2 separate regions of the Mus musculus genome follow, and region 2 is linked to region 1. The links are chromatin contacts, found by POLR2A ChIA-PET in ENCODE. All regions are on one chromosome and are shown on one strand. The core of a region is the stretch at or near the end of the contact, and the rest is flanking DNA. Distances in the headings are between cores, read along the strand shown.

Region 1 (5,780 bases), core at 2,059-4,558:
GGAAAACATTAGACACGCCCGTCCCCTCCCCCCCACTCCCCCAAAAAAGAAAAGAAAATATCATCAATATTTTCCCAGAATTCCAGCACACAGGATGATGAAAAGGACAAGGGTGAGAAGAGCGGAAGTCCAAGGATGACAATGGCTACCAAGGTAGCATCAAGGGACCAGCACAGACTGTGAACACAGACTTCCCTAAGAGCTTCAGGCCTCTGCCTGAGAAACTTGTGTCGCTCACTCTCCTTTTGACTTTGACTGGGGGAGGGGAACAGCCATGTCACGGTGACATCATCACCTTCCAAGAACCACTGATTCAGCTGCTGAGGCCCCAGGCTGGACTCACTTCCTCCAGCCAGAAGGCAGGGGGGGGGGGCAGGACTGTGGGCCTGTTCTCGTCAGTCCCCACCCCCACACAGTGCAGATCAGCTTCTTGCCCACAACCACGCCATGTGGGGCTGCCTGCCTTGTTCAGCAACCCCACCAGCAACCCCAGCTGACCAACCAAGGGTCCTGGGGAGAGGCAGAAATCTTTCTTTCCTCCTTGTGAACCAGGAGCTGGCTCACAGGGACAAGGCTGGGATGCAAGAAACGGGAAAGGGCTAAGCCAGATGAAGCCGAGGCTAGGAGAATACGTGTAAGAGCAGGCTAAGGCTGAGACAAACTGAAACCTTCAATTGTGACCACTTCACAGCCACAAGTTGGTCCAAATTGGATGTCACCTAGGGGTCGGCAGATATGGACCACTGTCTTCGCTAAAGAGTGAAAATATCTCCACAGCTGAACTAGACGCTCGAGAACAGAGCAAAAGGAGACCATCTTGCCTTAGTGAGAACTTCCTCCTGGCCGCTGCTGCTCCAGCTGAGTCCTAAGTGCCCTCCCCAAGCCGCTTCTCTATTATGACAACTCAAGGTAGAACCCGTCCACCCTACATCAGCATCTGCCTTGCCTTTGTGTTAAACTGAATGTTCTCACACTATCATCTGCTCTGATGAATAAGAAAACAAGCCCCGTGGGTAGTCCCGTGGTTTTATAGCATGGTGAAGCTCCTCTAGTTCTCACACAATCTGCCACATCTTAACCTTTTATTATATTGATGTTCTAAGTGCTAACCTAACCCTGGGCAAACATCTCCATCCTACAAACCAGAACACCATGATCTGAGAGGTGAAGGGAGTTGTCCAGGGCACCCAGCTGGTGAGTGGTAGAGCCACGCTCGAAGCCAGCTCCAAGAAGTGAGGTCTTTCCACATGGGTGCTCTGACTCAAAGCTAGATCCTCCTCTGCCTCTGAGTCAGCAAGTGTAAAATTAGAATTTCACTCGGCAGTCATCAAGTCTTAAGGTGAGGGTAAGTGGGTTGGGGACTTGAAGGTTGTCCAGATTTGTGACCAAAACAGATGCCCAAGTCTCCTACACAGCGTCCTGGCTTCTGCTTGGAGGTACCAAATCCAGGAAGTCTCCTGGTTCAGCATGTGCTAGCTTCAGATCAGTAGACAGCTTGCTAGAACTGGAGATTAAATGTCCCTATATGGTCCATGAACTGTCTCTGCTCTTGGGAGCCATAAAGGACTGGTGTCACCCCAAATGCCCTTTCTCCAGACTGCATTCTCAGGTCTCTCTATTTACTCCTCTGTGGATTTTTCTCACCGCTGTGTCTCTGTGTGAGGTCTGTTTTTGTCTGTTCAACCTCCAAGTGCGGCTCCAATGAGCTGTGATGAACTGAAGCAGCAGCACCACCTTCAGAAGCCAGCCAACCAGCTCACAGGAGAACCGGACCAGATCACACTCAGTATGCCGTGGGATTGTTTGACCTTATCGTGAATGAAAGCCCTTAAATGCCCGTCTCACATGCTGTCCCGGAGCCACATCCTCGCCTGCGGCTTGTCCAGCTGGGTTTGGGACACACATGACTTGTTCCCAGCGTGCAGACAATGCCTAACAAATGTTCCTGGCTGGCTAGCTGCTCCCTGTCACCAGACTCCTTGAGCTCAGCCCTATCTTCCCTCAGGACCCAGCTCTGGATCTCCACTTGGAAATGCTGCCAAGGGCTCCCCCTGGCCCAATAAGCTCATGACAGAGTCCTGACTCCTCACACCCAGCCTCCTTATGTATTTCCAGAGACCACTTGGAAAGTTTAGTCTGAGGCAAGCTACAGGAAAGCAAAGCCCTTTTCTCTGCTGAAGCACAATTTGCTTGTGTTTCCAAAGTGTTAGGCTGCTATGGAAAGACATGGAGGGAGTCACAGAGACCCATATGTGAAGTGGAGCATAGCCTCTCAACTTCCTACTTCCTGTGAAGGGCTGTTACTACCCCCTTGACATTCCACCCTGAGGCTCTGGGTAGCAGGTAGGGCCCATGGCACCTTCCTCCTCGTGTCTTCTGAGCCTCCTGCCAGGTTTTCCAGTCTTCTATCCTCGGGGCCTAAGCTCCTTTCTTCCTGAATTAACTCTTCTCAGTGCTGAGACTGAACGCTTTGCTTTATGCTCTCTCAAGTGCCCAAGCTGCACTTCTAGATAGAGACAAAGGATCTCCTTGAAAAATGGGAAGCCTTCTCTCTCTCTCTCTCTCTCTCTCTCTCTCTCTCTCTCTCTCTCTCTCTCTCTCTCAGCACCCAGGCTCTGAGAATATTAAGCATTCACTAGCTAGGGAGCGGGCAGGGTGGGAGGGGGGAATCAAGTTTGAAATGCAAAGCTGAGCAAGACGTCTTTGTTCTAGACTGTCTGGGGCTCTCCTGAAACCACAGCCAGCCCATTGAGTCAGTGAAGGAGGGGTAACTTGATTCCTGAGAGTGAAAACGGATTGTTTTCCTATCTCGGAAGTAATTTCACTTCTTTCGCATCGTTTCCCAAGGCAGAATCTCCAAGGGCTGGATGCTTTTGCCTCCTGCTCATCCATTCTTCCTTCTCACCCTTAGCCCCTCCACACAGCTGCATTCTTTTCTCTTCCAGACCTCTGCTTGTCTGCTCAGGAATGCGCTTCTAAGTTAGCTGTTGGGACTCGGGCTTTATTCGTTTGTCATCCCATCTTGTGGCACCAAGGTCACACTGCTGAAGTGTGCAGGCATCCCTGTGCTTTCTATCCGGGCATTCATTAGCATATGTGAATGCCAATGGATTTACAGTTCTTTTCGCTCTAGCTTCTTTGCTCTTCATCCTCTTACTATGGGTTCAGAAGTGGAGTGTTCCTTTGTGACAAGAGTCTAGCCCAGTCTAGCCCAGGCTGGCCACTTAAGAGAGATCAAGGATGATGCCTCTACTGTGGGCCTAAGATTCAAAGTGGCACTTGCCAGATGAGAAGAAACAGAGAAGGAAAGCATTCCAGACCCAGAGGGAGGCCAGAGCAGGAGGCCAGAGCCAGGCTCTGAGTAGGATGTCCTCAGCAGCAGGGCTCTGTGGGTGAGGACAGAGAAGGGAAGGGGAGGGTGGGAAGCAGCAGCAGAACAGGAGCTGGCTCCCACTCTCCAGGTGGGGGGTGGCAGGAACTGGGAGTGTCTCAAAGCTCAGCCTGGCTGCCATTGAAAGGTGGAACTGGGTAAGAGTAGGGAGAAAAGAAACCTGCTGGCGGAGGGGGAGTGGCACTTTGATTCCAGCAGAGGCAGAGGCAGAGGCAGAGGCAGAGGCAGAGGCAGAGGCAGAGGCAGAGGCAGAGGCAGAGGCAGAGGCAGAGGCAGAGGCAGAGGCAGAGGCAGAGGCAGAGGCAGAGGCAGAGGCAGAGGCAGAGGCAGAGGCAGAGGCAGAGGCAGAGGCAGAGGCAGAGGCAGAGGCAGAGGCAGAGGCAGAGGCAGGTGGATCAAGAGTTTGAGACCAGCATGGTCTACAGAGTGAGTTTCAGAAGAGCCAAGGCTACACAAAGAAACCTTGTCTTGAGAAAAACAAAACAAACAAATAAAATCAGCAACATCAAAAATTAGAAAGAGAGAGAGAGAGAGGGAGGGAGGGAGGGAGGGAGAGAGAGAGAGAGAGAGAGAGAGAGAGAGAGAGAAAGAAAGAAAGAAAGAAAGAAAGAAAGAAAGAAAGAAAGAAAGAAAGAAAGAAAGAAAGAAAGAAAGAAAAAGAGAGAAGGAAAAAAAAAGAAACAACCCATCCACCTGCCCCTCCTGTGTGGATGAGCATCGGAGATGGCGGGTACTGGGGAAGAAGACAGAAGGCAATGGGAGGGTGGATATACACTCTGAGGGGAGGAACGGTGTCTATGTGTAAGCATTATTATAGCATCATCGTCAGACTTTACATGAAGATTGGTGAGGGAGCGTTTACACTGTGGGTTCCAAACTGATCCTGGGGAGAAAAGGGTCCAGAAGTCCACAGAAGCCCTGGAAATGCTATGTTAGTGTGTCTTGTTGTACATCTGTGTGACTGTGTGTATGTGTGTGTGTGCTCATGAGGGCACATGTGAGGGCAGGCATATGTGTGTGTGTGTGTGTGTGTGTGTGTGTGTGTGTGTGTGTGTGTATACATGCATAGGAGTTGAAGGAAAGCCTGAAAGCTTCCAGAAAAATCCAACAGGGGTGGGGATGGAAAGAGGCAGAAGCCTTGCCAAGAACTAACAACGTGAAAATTAAAGAAAGCTGTACTTCTGGCCATGATGTCATCCTTACTTACCTACCGTATCCAGCAGCGCATTCCCAGGTCACAACAAAGGAACAGTGAAAATCAGCTGCTCCTGTCATTTGAGCATAAACCTGAGGTTCTGAGCCACAGATGAGCATTTCTGGGTAACTTCATAAGCTTGCCTCTATATTGCAAGAGGAATTAGGCACAGGGGTTCCAGTTTCTACCTAGTGACCTATAAATAAACACTTGAACACAATGTGCACGTCACTTATACCCAGTCCGGCTGGGCGGGGGGGGGGGTGGGGGGGTGGGGGGAGGGTCAGTTCCCTTTTTGAATATCACACTGTCAGGGATCAACTTTTCTTATAAATTAGTGGCTCCGATGTTAACCATGTTCAGTGGTGGCCAACTATGACAGTTTGATGTTTGTTTTATCCTATAGGGCTTGGGGACCAACTGAAAAAGAACGGAGCAGAGAAGCCAGGACAGGAAGTATTCTAAAGGAGTATGCTACAGAAAGCCGTGCCTGTTCACAAGCAAGGACTGAAGAAATAACCCACTGGAGCTGAGGTTGAAAACAACTCTGGGTTTTTAAAGCCTTACTACTGTAACCTGAGACTTCCCAGACCCTGCGAGAACAATAGAAGCCCATATTGAACCCCTTCTGAATTACCCACTGCCAAGCCCCACCCAATACTTCTGCAAGTCCCCAGAGAGGTTAATAGTCACAGCTCAGACAGATGGGGACTTCAAAGACAGCTAGTGACATGAGCTTTGTCTCCCTTGTCTCTAAAATATAAAATCTAGGGACTAGAGAGACAGCTTGGCAGTTAAGAGCACTGGGTGCTCTTCCAGAGGGCCCAGGTTCAATTCCCAGCACCTACATGGTGGCTCATAGCAATCTGTGACTCCAGCTCTAGGAGAACTGATACCCTCTTCTGTTCTGCACTGCCATGTGCTGTCCAGACATAAGTGCAGGCAAAACATCCATGCATATAAAATAAAGTCATTTTTAAAAATTAATAAAATATAAAATCTCAAAGGTGGGCACCTTCTGATATTGGCCTAGAGGTGGGGAAACAACCTGAAAAAAAAAAGATTTGAGCAGGGTTCCAGGCTTCTAAATGTTCAGAAAATGTTGACTACCATGAGGCAAACCTGGGACTAATAGCTAACTGGGGTGCCCATGCGTACATCAAAGCAGATGCTGCCCATGAGGTTCTCCTGACA
Region 2 (5,780 bases), core at 894-3,393, 190 kb after region 1:
CACAGTGCCCTGATATGGACCCCTTTTCAAGTGGCATACCTCAAGAAGAGCTGGTGTCCTCTATATAACGTGGACACACATTGAAAAGGACAAGTCACAGGACAGAACAAACAGGTTACCAGCAAGCTTATTTTCTCCTGGCATGCTCTTTAGAGGGCAGGGAGGAGACTGGGGAGGGTGGTTACTGGAGCATGGGCAGTAAACCCCGAGGAAGGAAATAATGCCAGTTTTTCTATTCCCATTTTTAGGGTGAGCAAAACAAGGCCTCAAACAATCCAATGCAAAATGTGAACCATGGTGAAAAGCAGTGTAATTCCCCAACCCTGGGCTAAAGGAGGCCCCAGAGGAGAATGGCAGTGTTGGCTAATGGTCAGTACTCTTCCTTGTGGATGACGGACCTGTCCCTGTAATAGAATGTGTCGCTGCCTGCCAGCTTCATGCCAACCCTAGTGAAAAAGTGTTAGACTAGAGTCAAGCTGTACTCGAAAGAAGTAATAGTGACAGTCACAAACGATAAGCTATCTGCTCTATGTCAAGCAAAGGCTTTTCAAACATGTCAACACTCTCTAAAATAATATATTTATATTATGTCTGTGATAGAATGTTATTTTATATAAATAAAGATATTTATTTATTATATAATATATAAATAAAAATATTATTTTTAACAGATGGAGAACTGAGGCATAGAGAAATTACATCACGTAGATGCCCTGGGGGAGACAAGCTTGTAACCAGAACCTTTCCATTCCAAGCCAGGACTCTCCGAGAACAGTGAGCCTTTAACCGCACCCCTTGTTCTCAGGTAAGACCTGAGTCCGCAGAGGTCCCAAGACTCACTAGAATTATACGGCCCCTTGGTGGCCTGGCTGATTCCAATAGCTTTACAGAGAATGACGTGACAACTGTTTTACTCCCTGTATAAGCTACTGTGTCTTAGTGACTACTCAGAACACTCAGAAGTCACCCTAGTCTACCTGTGTCCCATAGGAAGTAAACTCTCAGCGTGTAAGAATTTGGGCATAGAGTATATATTAGAGGTTAATTATTCCCTTCTCACAATAGGGATCCACCATAAGATGTTCTTAAAGGTAAGTCTCTTAAAGTAATTCATTATAATTATTAAATTAACATGTTTTTCAGAATATACATATTTTATGAAGCAAGATACATATATAACACAGAATTTCACAGCAGTAAATCTGTGAAGTTTAGGGATAGTAGAAGTCATTTTCTCTACTAGATCATCTGGAGCAGCGGTTCTTGGCATCACGGGGTCGCATATCAGATATACTGCATATCAGATATTCACATTATGATTCGTAACAGTAGCAAGATTACGGTCATTAAGTAGCAACGAAAATAATTTTATGGTTGGAGATCACCACATGATAAACTTAAACTGTACTAAAGGGTCGCAGCATTAAGACTGAGAATCACTGATCGAAAATGTACTAGGTTTCTCTTTGTGGCTCAGCTACCTCTTCTCTGAGATCCAATCCAGAAGCCCAGGTTGTAATGTGAGCTTTTAGAAAAATTGATGGGTCAACCCTGGAGCTTCGCTCTAGACTTGTCCGCAGACCTTAAGGAATGAGACAGTCGGGACTGAAGGCCTCCGGACGACCTTCCTGGAAGATGTCGTAACTCCTAGCACCGATGCTCTAACTCAGAAAAAAACCTGGAATGAAAATGGACAGGAAGGGCGAGCCTCCACGACCCTTCCAGCTCTGCGGCGGCCGGAGGTCGGGTGTCCCCGGGTGTGCCCCGCCACCCCGCCCGGGTCCTCTCGGTACTCACTGAGAGCGGCGCGCGGGCTTGGCCGCCGCCTCCATCCCCTCCATCCCTCGGAGAGGCGAGGCCCTGCCCCACTCTCCCCGTCCGGGGCCGCTGCAGAGTCCCGGGCCGGACTCGCCCTGAATTCGGGCGGGCGGACGGGAGTGTGGCCCGCAGGCCTCGTCCCCGGAGCGTGTCCCGCCCCGGGTCCCACGAGGCGAGGCCGGGCTGGCAGGAGTGCGCGGCGCCCCTGGCCCCGCTGGGCGCCTGGAGCCGTAGCGACCGCTACTTCATAGCTTTGCTTGAAGGTGAAAGGCCCAGCCAGCGGCCTCGCGGGCCGGCCTGGGAAGAGAGGGCGAGGAAGGCGAGAGGAGGGGCGGCGGAAGGGGCTGGAGGAGCCGCGACCTCGGCCTGTCCCCACCCCCCAGCCTCCCGCGGCCTCCCAGGGTCGTGGCCACTCGACCCGGGCGCACGCCGGGAGCCCAGAGCCTCCTCGGCTCCGCTCCACTCCTGGAGCCAGGGCCGCCTAGACGGCCGGAGGATGCGCCCTGAATTTGGGGCTCACTGGCTGCCACGGGGCCGTTGTCCCGGGCGCCGATCAGCTCCCTCCCCGGGGACACGGGCGCGAAAGCGGAGGGGCGCCCGGGTGACTCGGGGGCGCAGCCGGAGCGCAAAAGGCGACAAGCTTCAGCCGACTCCACCGGCTCCGCTGGAGCGAGAAGCTGAGGACCGGACTTTGTGTGGAGAACGTTTCGGGATGGGTCGGTGGGCTTCTCCGCAGGGCCGCCCCATCACCCTTGGGCGCCCTCTTAGGTCAAGATCATTCAAGGTTCGTTGAGGCCTTGGGGTAAGCTGGCGTTGACTGCTCATCCGGAGCCACCAAGAGCTGGGCCTGCATTGCCAGCTGCTTGGGGAAGGGACCGCTTCTGGGGCAGTGGAGGATTCCCGAACAGACCTGGGTACAGGCCTCCGTGAAGGAGCCACCAAATGGCTGGCAATTGTGCCCAAATCCATGGAGCTTCCTCTTTCTAACCAGGAGGTGACTAAGTCTCTCCAATGTCCAAACCCATTTTGACTATTCCCCTACCCCCAAAGGAACAGTAAGAAGAACCAGGACATTTCAGACGTCTCTGAAAAGAGAAAGTGGTCTCTCTTCTTTCTTTGGCCAACAAGTTTCACTTACTTAATCTTTTGTGCTGCTAGATGGCCGGTGTAGCTACTGGAAAGGATGCACAAAGCTAAGGTCCTAGCAGAGCACAGGAGAGAGAGGGCAGTTCTACCCCTTGTGCGGGTGTAATCCTGTAGTCCCAGTTGTTCAGAGATTAAAGCAGGAGGATCCTGCTGCAAGTTCGAGGCCAGCCTAGGCAATTTAGTGAGACATGTTCTCAAAAGGAAAAGGGGAGAAATGGGCTGAGGATGTAGGGATGGGTGTAGAGAATTTGCCTATTGTGCAAGAGGCCCTGGGTTCAAACCGAGTCCCATGGAAACAGAAAGGATGTCTATCTCCCTTTAAGGGAGCTGGATGGGGGAGGGAACACCGAGGCAGGCAATCTGGTCTGAGCCGCACCCTGGGAAACTGACAGTAGATTGGCCCAGGACCGGTTTAGGAACCAAGGGGTTTATCCTGGGCAAACCCTGTGTAAGTGAGCAGGTTCAAGGCTCACGGCTCTGTGGAGCAGGGTCTGAAGCGTCTTCCTGCCATGTTCGCAGAGTAAGTTCCTCCACAAGGCACTTTCTGCTCTGGTTTAGTGCTGATCGATCACCATACACTGACAACTCAGTCCCTAGAGTGGCTGCCTCTTGCTGCAACCTCAAGATTCAGAACTATTGTCCCTTTGTACAAATGAGGTGACCAATCGGAACAAAGCTGGTAAATGGCAGGTCTTCAAGAACCCCCGACGGACACGATATTGAGTGTGGTGGTTGGCGTCTGCAGCAGAACATGAAATATTTCGTTTTTGAAAATTCAGATCGAGGGGTTAGAAAGATGCCTCAGTAAGAGCACCTGCTGCTGCTCTTGCAGGGGACTGGAGTTGGGTTCCCAGCACTCATGTGTGTGTGTGTGTGTGTGTGTGTGTGTGTGTGTGTGTGTGTGTATGTGTGTTTGTGTGTGTATGTGTGTGTGTTTGTATGTGTGTTTGTGTGTGTATGTGTGTTTGTGTGTGTATATGTGTGTATGTGTGTGTATGTGTGTGTGTGTGTGTGTGTGTGTGTGTGTGTGTGTGTGTGTGTGTGTGTGTTGGAGTTGGCTGGGCTTCTTACTCCAGCTTCAGGGAGTCTGATGCCCCCTTCTGACTTCCAGGGGTACCTTCACACACATGGCATACACACAAATAAAAATAAAAATCTTAAAAAACAAAAAACCTTCAAGTCAGGTGGTGATTCATGCCTTTTAATTTAAGCACTTGGAAGGCTGAGGCAGGTGGATCTTTTAAGATGTTAGTCTGGGCAGCCTGGTCTACATGATGAGCCAGGCCAGCCAGTATTACACAGTGAGACCCTGTCAAAAAGAAATGATCCAAACTCCTCAAATCAGGTTGGGATGTAGCTCAGTTGGCAGCGTGTTTTCGTAGCAAGCATGAAGCACTGGGTTTGGGTTTGATCCCTAGCACCGAATAGCTGGGTGTGGTAGTGTGTTCACACTTGGTCACAGTACCTAAGAGGTAGCCAGCTGGTGGTTGTTCACACCTTTAATCCTGGCATTTGGGAGGCAGAGGCAGGCAGATTTCTGTGAGTTCAGGGACAGCCAAGGCTATAAAGGGAAACACTGTCTCAAACACACAAAACAAAACAAAAATAGGAAGGACACAAGTTCAGCTCATCCTCAGAAAGAGGAAAAGTCATGACCAACCTTGCAAATGGGAGACCTGTCTCCAAAACCCAGATGATAAAACCTCTCATCGGGGCAGGAGAGATGGCTCAGCGGTTAGGAGCACTGGCTGCTCTTTGTAATACCCCAAATGTGCTGTCAGGTGGTCCTAGCTGTCTCACCTCATTTCTGATGTCCAAGGTGAATCCTGAACACAAGCTAGTCTCCTTCCTGTCTTCCACAGGCAGGGGTATAGTTGCTGCACCCTATAGGAACCTACAAAACTAAGGCACTTCATAGGCTCTCTTAAATCTTGACAAAAGGGAATAGTGTGCCTCCACCTTGGTGGTGTGGAAATCTGGGGTACAAGAGACTTTGGCTTCCTCCCGGCCACGCAGCTGGCGTAGCTAGAGTGTGAACCCAGTCCCATCTCTATCGGTAGATAAGATCTCTATCTATCTGGCTCCCCGGTGGTCTGCTTTGCTTCTTCTAATAACTCAGACTTCCACGGGTAATTCTCCAGGGCTCCTGGCCCCTTGCTCCTGAGGAAGTTAATGACCTGCAAGGTAGATTTCTGAACGTTTCAGTGAAGGTGAACCCTGCCTTTCCCCTCCCCCACCCCTTCAGGCCACTAAGATGCAAACAGTCACCTTTGGTTTACTCATTAGGTTTGTTTGGGCTGGAAGAGGAGTAGCTTCGGATCCCAAGGATCCAAAGAGCAAATTCTTAAAATGCTATGTTAAATGATCTCTGTCACATGGGCATGGCAGCGCGTGTTTACAATCCCAGTACTCAGGAACCACAGCAAAGGGATTGCTGCAAGTTTGAGATGAGCCTGGGCTGTATGAATCAATTACCAAGGCCTGTTAGGGCTACACAGCAAGACCTGTCTAAAAAAAAAAAACCAACAACAACAACCAACAAAGCTTTCTCATGCTAGCCCCGTTTCCGAGGGGACCTCTCCGTTCATCTAAATTCAGCTTATTTCCACAGATATTTGTTGAACTCCTCCGCTGTCTCAGGACTAGAGAACAAAATGAAGCACCGCCGACTATGAGCCTGAGGAATTTCCAGCAATAGTGAAGCAGGAGGAGACAGGATATGCACTTCTGTTGGAGCTTCGGGTCAGTCTAGCACTTGTCAGGTGTAAATTGCTTGCAGGAAGAACTGAATGAAGGGAAGGTGTTGTGTGGGAAAG

What was found. ChIA-PET counts read pairs that join two places held with the same protein, here RNA polymerase II (POLR2A).
Region 2: POLR2A ChIA-PET joins it to region 1 with 111 read pairs in Patski. The contact joins the promoter of BC034090 here to the enhancer-like site in region 1. POLR2A ChIA-PET finds 5 or more read pairs at or near these places in 2 of 5 experiments (Patski and embryonic stem cell).

The regions. Positions count from the first base shown.
Region 1 is chr1:155,050,068-155,055,847 of GRCm38, forward strand. All of the region lies in intron 2 of Gm41980 (a long non-coding RNA gene), which reads right to left. Among named protein-coding and RNA genes, the nearest start is that of Gm51651, 3.6 kb to the right of the region's middle. Within about 2 kb of position 3,309, at least 2 of the 3 ENCODE cell types and tissues checked have a DNase peak (open chromatin) inside an H3K27ac peak, as active enhancers do.
Region 2 is chr1:155,242,389-155,248,168 of GRCm38, forward strand. BC034090 (cDNA sequence BC034090) reads right to left here and starts at 2,144. Exons shown (of 10, transcript NM_001370865.1): 1 at 1,798-2,144. The coding sequence starts at 1,841. Gm31102 (a long non-coding RNA gene) reads left to right here and starts at 741. Exons shown (of 4, transcript XR_878641.3): 1 at 741-1,091.